Regions from separate parts of the Mus musculus genome. Here region 2 is linked to region 1. Evidence: chromatin contacts called from ENCODE POLR2A ChIA-PET data. All regions are on one chromosome and are shown on one strand. Each heading gives the region's core, a stretch centred on a gene start or an enhancer-like site at or near the end of the contact. The rest is flanking DNA. Distances are from core to core; before and after follow the strand shown. Region 1 holds the start of Scarb1 (scavenger receptor class B, member 1). Region 2 holds the start of Ubc (ubiquitin C).

Region 1 (3,828 bases), core at 847-3,346:
AGAAACACACACACACACACACACACACACACACACACAAAGACAAGGCTTCCATTCAAGTAGCACAGAACGCAAGAATCCAAAGTCAACTCCAGGGTCCCTCCCTGCTCCCCTCGCTGCCATCCTCCCACCATCCCCTGAAGTGAACTTTTTTTTCCTCCCTCAAGAGGTCGGCTTCCAGCCAGGGCCTCTAAGAAGAGGCTGTTTTGGGCTAGGCGTGTCTTAGGCTCTTCCTTCCTTCACGCCACTCAGCCCCCAACCAATCGCCTTTGGGATTTTCACAAGTAAGATTGTGGAAGCCGCTCGCTCAAACGTGAAGCCCCAAGCTACCAGCTATGGGGCAATTCTGCCAGTCGTGGTCTTTCTCAAGCACGGGCAGATGGGACCCTGACTGATGGAGCAGGCCTGCGCAGTCCCAACGCTAACGTGCACGCCCACACACACCAACCCCCCCCATCCTTAGTCTCTGTGCCAACCCCCAAAAGAAAACATTCCCGAAAGGAGTTTGAGAAGGAACCAGCTCAGATTCCCCCTCACCCCCAAATCGAAGAACAGGGGATATCTGCTCACTCTACCCACTACAGGCTGGCTGAGCAGGAAACCCAGTCCACGTGCGGAGTGCACAGGGCTGGGTTCTTACTGAAACCACAGGCTGCCACTGAGACAAGGCTGTCACCACTACTTTGCCAAACCTAACAGAAAGGCCCAGAGCAATTCTGATGCTCCAACAAGAAGGATCTTCCCTCTACCCAAGACAGGGCAACTCCTGGGACCTTCATGTACAAGGGTTGAAAATTCTAAGCAAGAGAAATGACAGTGTGGCCAAGAGAACTCGGAAATACCCACCACAACTCCAGGAAAGCCACCTGTGGCTCCATCCTGAAGACCCGCCAGGACCTGGCAGGTAGCGGCCAGCCCAAGAGGGAGTATCCCTCATTCATTCCCTCCTTTCAGCGGGCGATGGGACATGGGACACGAAGCCATTCTTAAACTCCCAGTAAACAAACCCGCTAAGAGGAAAGATGTCAGTCAAACCCTGTGACAACAGCCCCTTCTGGATCCCAGATCCAGTTCTAACTGGATGTTCCCTGAGAGCCAGCCCCCGTTTCCCCTTCCGCAGTAACCCTGCGTCTCAGAAAACACAATTACTCGGTAATCTCCAGGACTTAATGAGCTCCCGGCTCAAATAGAAGGACACCGGATCCCAGGGCAGAGTCTGTGGCTGGACCGGCACCACCCGCCTAATATCGGTGCCCGGTTGAAAGGGCAAAACAGGGCCTAAGGCTGAGATCAAGGGAGAGGCTGGGCTGCCTATCCTCGGCAGACCTGAGTCGTGTCTACCTCTGCCAGAGCGTGGGGGGCAGAAAGCAGCTTAACTCTCGAGACTGGCAGGCAGTGTGGGGGCGAGCCAGGGCATCTCTGGGGCATCTGGGCGGGAGGAAACAGGCAGAGCACCCAAAGAACTGGAGCCCGTGGGAGCCTCACAGATGTACAGGGGTTTCGCGCAGCTCTGAGGTTACTAGGTACAGTCACCGGCCGGCGCGTTCAGAAGGGCTGGAGGTCGCGACAGCTACAGTCGAAACTCAGGGACAACCAGGCCATACTTCTGCTTCAGTGAGGTTTAGGCTCCTGGGACGCTGGTGACTCAGACCAAGCCTCTGGGGTGAGCCTGGGCCTCCCTGGTGGTGAGGAGGTAGCTCCACCGTCCCACCCTGCGTCCCGATCCCCAACCCCCATCTCCCCAAGACACTTCACTCACCTTGAGCACCTGCTGCTTGATGAGGGAGGGCACCATGAGGATCATGACAACGCCGAGCGCAGCAAACAGCAGCCCCAGGGCGCCCAACCCCAAGGCCACCCAGCGCGCCCTGGAGCTGCCGCCCATGTCCGCGTGCGCGGAAGGGGCTCTCGGGGCTCAGGACCTGAAGGAGACGGAGACAGAGGTGACGGAGGCCACAGAGATGACAGAAGCCGAGACTCCCTCAGCAGCAAGGTGTGTGCCTGGCGGTGGCCGGAGCAGCAGTAGCCCTGCAGGTGGCCAGAGGCTTTATGCGCCATGGCCCGGGCAGCCCGCCCCCGAGTTCGGCGCGGGATTCCGGCGAGGGGTGGGAAGAGGCGGGGAGTGGGCGGTGCTCTGATGGTGAGGCGTGGGCGTGGCTTCCTTTGGGCGCCGCCCCTCCGAGCTGCTGGGCTTTCCTGGTGGTTGCTGGTCTAGGTGGGAACCGATGTGCCCTCTACAGAGGGCAGAAGACCCTGGCACCGTCTGCATCCACTACCCCCGCCCCTGCGACCTCTTCTTTCTTCCGGACTCCTGCGAATGCCTCCCGCTCCCCTGCATTAAAATCAGTTGCAGTCAGCCCGGGCCAGCCTCTGGGCCATGAACGCCCTCCACTCAAAATTCCGTGTCCCTCGGGGCCCTTTGCACTTCCCCCACTCGGAATTCCATATCCCTTTGGGCTTTTGCACACCCTCCATTCTGTGTCCCTCGTGGCCTTTGCACACTGTCCCCTCGGAATTCCATGTCTCCCGGGACCTTTGCACACCCTTCGTACAGAATTCTGTGTCCCTCGAGGCCTTAAGCATACCCTCCACTCAAAACTCCAGGCCCCAGACACGCGCTGGGCCCCTGACTCCATCCAGGAATGTGTTCGAGGGGCTTATCAGACTGCCTGGCGGCTATGCTCTCTGCTGACTCTTCCTTATCACCCAGAGACACCACCAGCTCAGTTGAGCTCAGTTATGCGTTCTTTGGCCATGAACCCCACTCAGGATACCAGCAGGGTGGTAGGGACTCTGTCTTTCCCTGCTCTGCCCAGTGCCCAGTTAGCTCGTTCTCAGACCACAGCCAGAGCCTTTAAGCCTTTAATTCTAAATGCTTCGTGTTACAGCCAAAAAAAAAAAAAAAAAAAAAAAAAAAAAAAAAAAAAACCCTGAGGCATGGGGTGACTTCCTTCCTCAGTGAGGCCAAGGCCTGCATTCCACTCAGGACACAAAAAGTGGATACGGAGCTGAGAAAACCCAGCCCCACACCTGTTAAAACCGAGTCCCAGCTCCTGTTAAAACCCAGTAGGACTGCTCTTGAAGACCACCTTCAGCAATATGACCCAGAGTTAGCTCATATTGAGTCAGAGTAGGTTCTCCAGAGACAGCCAAGTCATATTTCCAGCCCTGACAGATTCCACCCATCACATGGAATAAAGACTTAGCTGTGCAAAGGACCGTATTGGTAGAGTGCTTGACACCTGATATTGGTCGCCAGCATCCGTGTTCAGGTGAGATACCCAGGCCTGAAGAGATGGCTCAGAGGTAGACATGGCTCAGTGGTTAAGAGCACTTGCTGCTCTTGCAGAGGACCTGGGTTCAGTCCCCAGAACCCACATGACAGCTCACAGCCATCCTTAACTTCAGTTCCAAGGGATCTGATGCCCCTCCTCTGACCTCTGAGTATACCACGCATGCCCATGGTACCCAGACAGACATGTAGGAAAGACAATTGCACACATAAAATAAGTAAGTCCAAAACAAAAACAAACTCTAGGCTGGTAGTTCCAGTGCAGGGGAGTCAGGGACAGGAAGAAAGATCCCTGGGGCCAGATGGCCAGCCAGACTTCTCTAACCCGGTTCCTAGTAAGATATTCTGTCTCACACAACACATTCAGGTGCACCCACAAACATGCACACGTGTAGACACAGGAGAAAGACAGAAAGGAGCCTAGAAGTTCAGTAGACAAAGGAGCAGGGGTGGGCGGGGCCTGGGAACATTGGCTGTGTTACACCCGCGCATGTTCCAAGTTCAGAGGCTCATGAGCGACCAACTGGCTTTAAGAA
Region 2 (3,828 bases), core at 892-3,391, 49 kb after region 1:
CCATCTTCCAGCTGCTTGCCTGCAAAGATCAGCCTCTGCTGGTCAGGGGGGATGCCCTCCTTGTCCTGGATCTTTGCCTTGACATTCTCTATGGTGTCACTGGGCTCGACCTCCAGGGTGATGGTCTTGCCTGTCAGGGTCTTCACAAAGATCTGCATGCCACCTCTGAGGCGAAGGACCAGGTGCAGGGTGGACTCTTTCTGGATGTTGTAGTCTGACAGGGTGCGGCCATCTTCCAGCTGCTTGCCTGCAAAGATCAGCCTCTGCTGGTCAGGGGGGATGCCCTCCTTGTCCTGGATCTTTGCCTTGACATTCTCAATGGTGTCACTGGGCTCGACCTCCAGGGTGATGGTCTTACCAGTTAAGGTTTTCACAAAGATCTGCATCGTCTGTCACAAAATATACAAAACAATTCACAGGTCAGGAATGACACAAATATTTGTGGGATGGCATCAACATTTGTCAACTGGATGCTATAAGTCTAAATAGCAAGGTCTATCTACACAGATTCTGTCTTGAATCCAATCCCCCCACCCCGAAAAACCATCAAGAAAATAAGATTGTTGACTAACAAAGTTAAGAAACCTCGGCATGGTGAGTCTTTTTGTATTACCAAATTTACAGGATGGAGACTTCAGTATACCAACAGCTGAAAGTCAATTTCTGTCTATTTGAACAGTTTGCAGAAAAGCCTGACCTCTGGGAGGTTATGAAACCACAGCAGTCCCGGATTCAGTTTCAGAATGGTAATATAGCAAGTTACTACTGCAAAACTAAGTCTGAGCCCATGCCTATCGCTGACCTCAGCACTGGGGACACTGAGGTGGGCAGATCTCTAACTGGAAGGTCAGCCAGAGACAGTGTAATCCTGCCTCAACTCTCCTTCCCCCAAAAGAACACCAAACTTTTGTCTGAACGATTAAAATTAGTCTGGAGTGGTGGTACTGGCCTTGGACCTCATCACATGGGGTGGTAGAGGCAGAGATTTTGACAGTTTAAAAAAAAACACCCTTGTCGCAGGACAATGGTGGTGCCTTTCGTCCCAACACTTGGGAGGCAGAGGCAGGAGGATTTCTGGGTTCGAGGCCAGCCTGATCTACAGAGTGAGATGCGGGACAGCCAGGACTACATAGAGAAACCGTCTCGAACCCCCCCCCCAAAAGTTTCAGTAGTCATAGTTGTACAGCGACATTCTTAAAACGAAACAGGACAAGAATGGCTCACATTTCCCCTCTGAATTTCCGGTTCCTGTTTACTCTGGAGAGGCTACCGGAGGCCGAGACCCAAACCCTGTCCTACAACCGAGGGAAAGCTAAAGTCAAGATAGTGACGTCACTATCCATTAGGAGGCCACGCAACCCGCGACGTCACAGGGGGCGGCAGGCCAGGCAGGCTGAACCGCCGCCCAACCCCCTTCCGGTCTCGATCGCACTTCCGTCTTTCAGCAAACGAACGGACGAACGCCGGGCCAATCGACCTCTCGGGCCAGCCCAATATCCACGGCTCTCACAGCAGAGGCTCCTACGGCGCGCAACCCTAATTCAGTCCCCACCCCACAGTCTCCGACGTCCCCGGCTTAACCGGAGGGCAGCGGCCTCGCGGGCCTTTTTCCTCCCCCAACCTCGTCCTGCGCGTCAGAGCCCCGCGTCTTCCCCCTCAGGCTTCCATCTGGCCGCCATCTTGCCGCCCAGTCCTCTGCCTCGGGGCAGCCGCGGTCCGCGCGGGCCACGGAAACCAAACGTCTGGGCCGCGGGGCTGCCTCTCGCCCCGTCTCGCCTCCAGCCTCCCGTCCCCGACCGGGTGCGGCGGCTTTCTCCTCACCAGCGGTGGTGGCGGCAGTCCTCACACAGCAGACGGAACTCGCAGTCTCCACGGAACTAGCTGCGGCACGCCCGGCGTCTCTTTATATAGTCACCGAAGCCCCGCCCCCCCCCTTCCGCGCGGTCCCTCCGCGGGCAATGCGGTCAGGGACTACTTTGTAACGCCGGGTCCAGTCTCGGCAGCGAAAGCGACAGGCTAAAACTATCAAGGTACCTCTCTCACGGAGTTGTTTCACGGTGGCGTCCAGAGATTGAGGGGCTTTGTGTGGGAGGGCAGGGCTGTGACCTCGGGCGACTCCGCGGAGGGATCAGCGCGCGTGAGACGATCGGCACGAAAACACGGCTGGGATCACTGAGGCCGGAGCGGGCCTTGGCGCAGGCGCCCTGCGGCTTCGCGGCCTGGCGCCCCTAGTCAGGCCACCACCCCCCACCCCCCCTGTTTTCTTTCCGCGCTAGGGGGACCCAGGGCTTTGGCTCCTGTCACACTGGGATCCCATTGGTGACCTCGCCTCCTCAATCCCCTCATCCCCGGCGGGTCACTATGCCCAGCCCTCACTGTTTTGGCACAGTGACAGGGTGGATGACTGTGCAAATCTCCTAACAAGGAAAATGACAAAGGGTTTTTAATAAATTTAAAAAAAAAAAATACGAAGGAGGGAATCTCTCCCCGATTTGGAAAAACGAATCTGAGTTTGTCAAGGAAAGCAGACAGTCTACACAGTTCTTGAAAACTGTTGGCATTAGATCTGAAGCCCAGCAGAACCTGATCTTTCCAGATTTTTCCTAAACCTTGTGTCCTTGGATTCGAGAAGGTTCTATGTTTTCTATGTGCTTGTCACTAAGTAAAGGTCAAAATTTCCAAATGTTGTTCATATTTGTTGTTCATATTCTGAGACTGAACCCACTGAAGCCCTGATTTTTAAATTTTTGTTGTTCAGATGGGGGTTTCTCTGTGTAGCCCTGCCTGTCCTGGAATATGCTATGTAGACCAGGCTGGTCTCAAGTTTATATAGGTCCTCCTGCCTCTGCCTCCCAAGTATGGTCTACAGATCAAGTTCCAGAATGGCCAGGGCTACACTTGACTTGAAAAACCAAAAACCAAACAAAAAACCCCCACAAAAACAAAAAAGCACAAATGTGCACGTGTAGTACAATGTTCAGATTACAGCAAGCATATATCCCACTTATACGAATCAAATTATTCAGGGTTTTTTTTGTTTTGTTTTGTTTTGTTTTTTTTTTTTTGGTTTTTTGAGACAGGGTTTCTCTGTGTAGCCCTGACTGTCCTGGAACTCACTTTGTAGACCAGGCTGGCCCCGAACTCAGAAATCCACCTGCCTCTGCCTCCAAAGTGCTGGGATTAAAGGCCTGCGCCACCACTGCCCAGCTCAGGTTTTTGAAATGTAAGGCCTAAGACCTTAGAAGGTAAGAATTGAATCCCTGATGGGGAGAGATGGCTCCCCAGTAGGAACAGGTCTTTTTCCAGAGTACATGAATTCAATACCCAGCAACCCTGTCAGGCAGCTAGCTTGTGACTCCAGCTTCAGGAGGGTCCAATGTCCCTAGGGACACTTTCACATACATGTGGCACACACTTAGATGGACACACACTATTAAATGCCTTTAATCTCAGCATTTTTTGAGTTTTTTTGAGACAGGGTTCCTATATGTAGCCCTGGCTGCCCTGGGACTCATGACATAGATCAGGCTGGGTTCTAACTTGCAGTTGATACTCCTGCCTCTACCACCCAGACGCTGAGAATTCAGGCCTGTCTGGCTCCCTGGTTTAGGAATTCATAAACATTCAAGATCAGAGGTATTGTTCAAAATATACTTTAACTGCAGGTGTTGTTCAGAATAGACTTAATTTTCTGTGATTTTTTTCCATGAATCGAGGTCATATGCCACTATAAAATTAAAATGTCATTCTCCGGGTTTCTGGGAAGCCACAGTGATTTCTGAGGCAGAGTTCTGGGCAGGTCAGTTCTTTCTAGAATTCAGACAGAAG

What was found. ChIA-PET counts read pairs that join two places held with the same protein, here RNA polymerase II (POLR2A).
Region 2: POLR2A ChIA-PET joins it to region 1 with 24 read pairs in embryonic stem cell. The contact joins the promoter of Ubc here to the promoter of Scarb1 in region 1. POLR2A ChIA-PET finds 5 or more read pairs at or near these places in 5 of 5 experiments (Patski and embryonic stem cell).

Annotation. Positions count from the first base shown.
Region 1 is chr5:125,338,998-125,342,825 of GRCm38, forward strand. It overlaps Scarb1 (scavenger receptor class B, member 1), which reads right to left and starts at 2,097. Exons shown (of 13, transcript NM_016741.2): 1 at 1,760-2,097. The coding sequence starts at 1,885.
Region 2 is chr5:125,387,876-125,391,703 of GRCm38, forward strand. Ubc (ubiquitin C) reads right to left here and starts at 2,142. Exons shown (of 2, transcript NM_019639.4): 1 at 2,035-2,142; 2 at 1-389. The coding sequence starts at 386.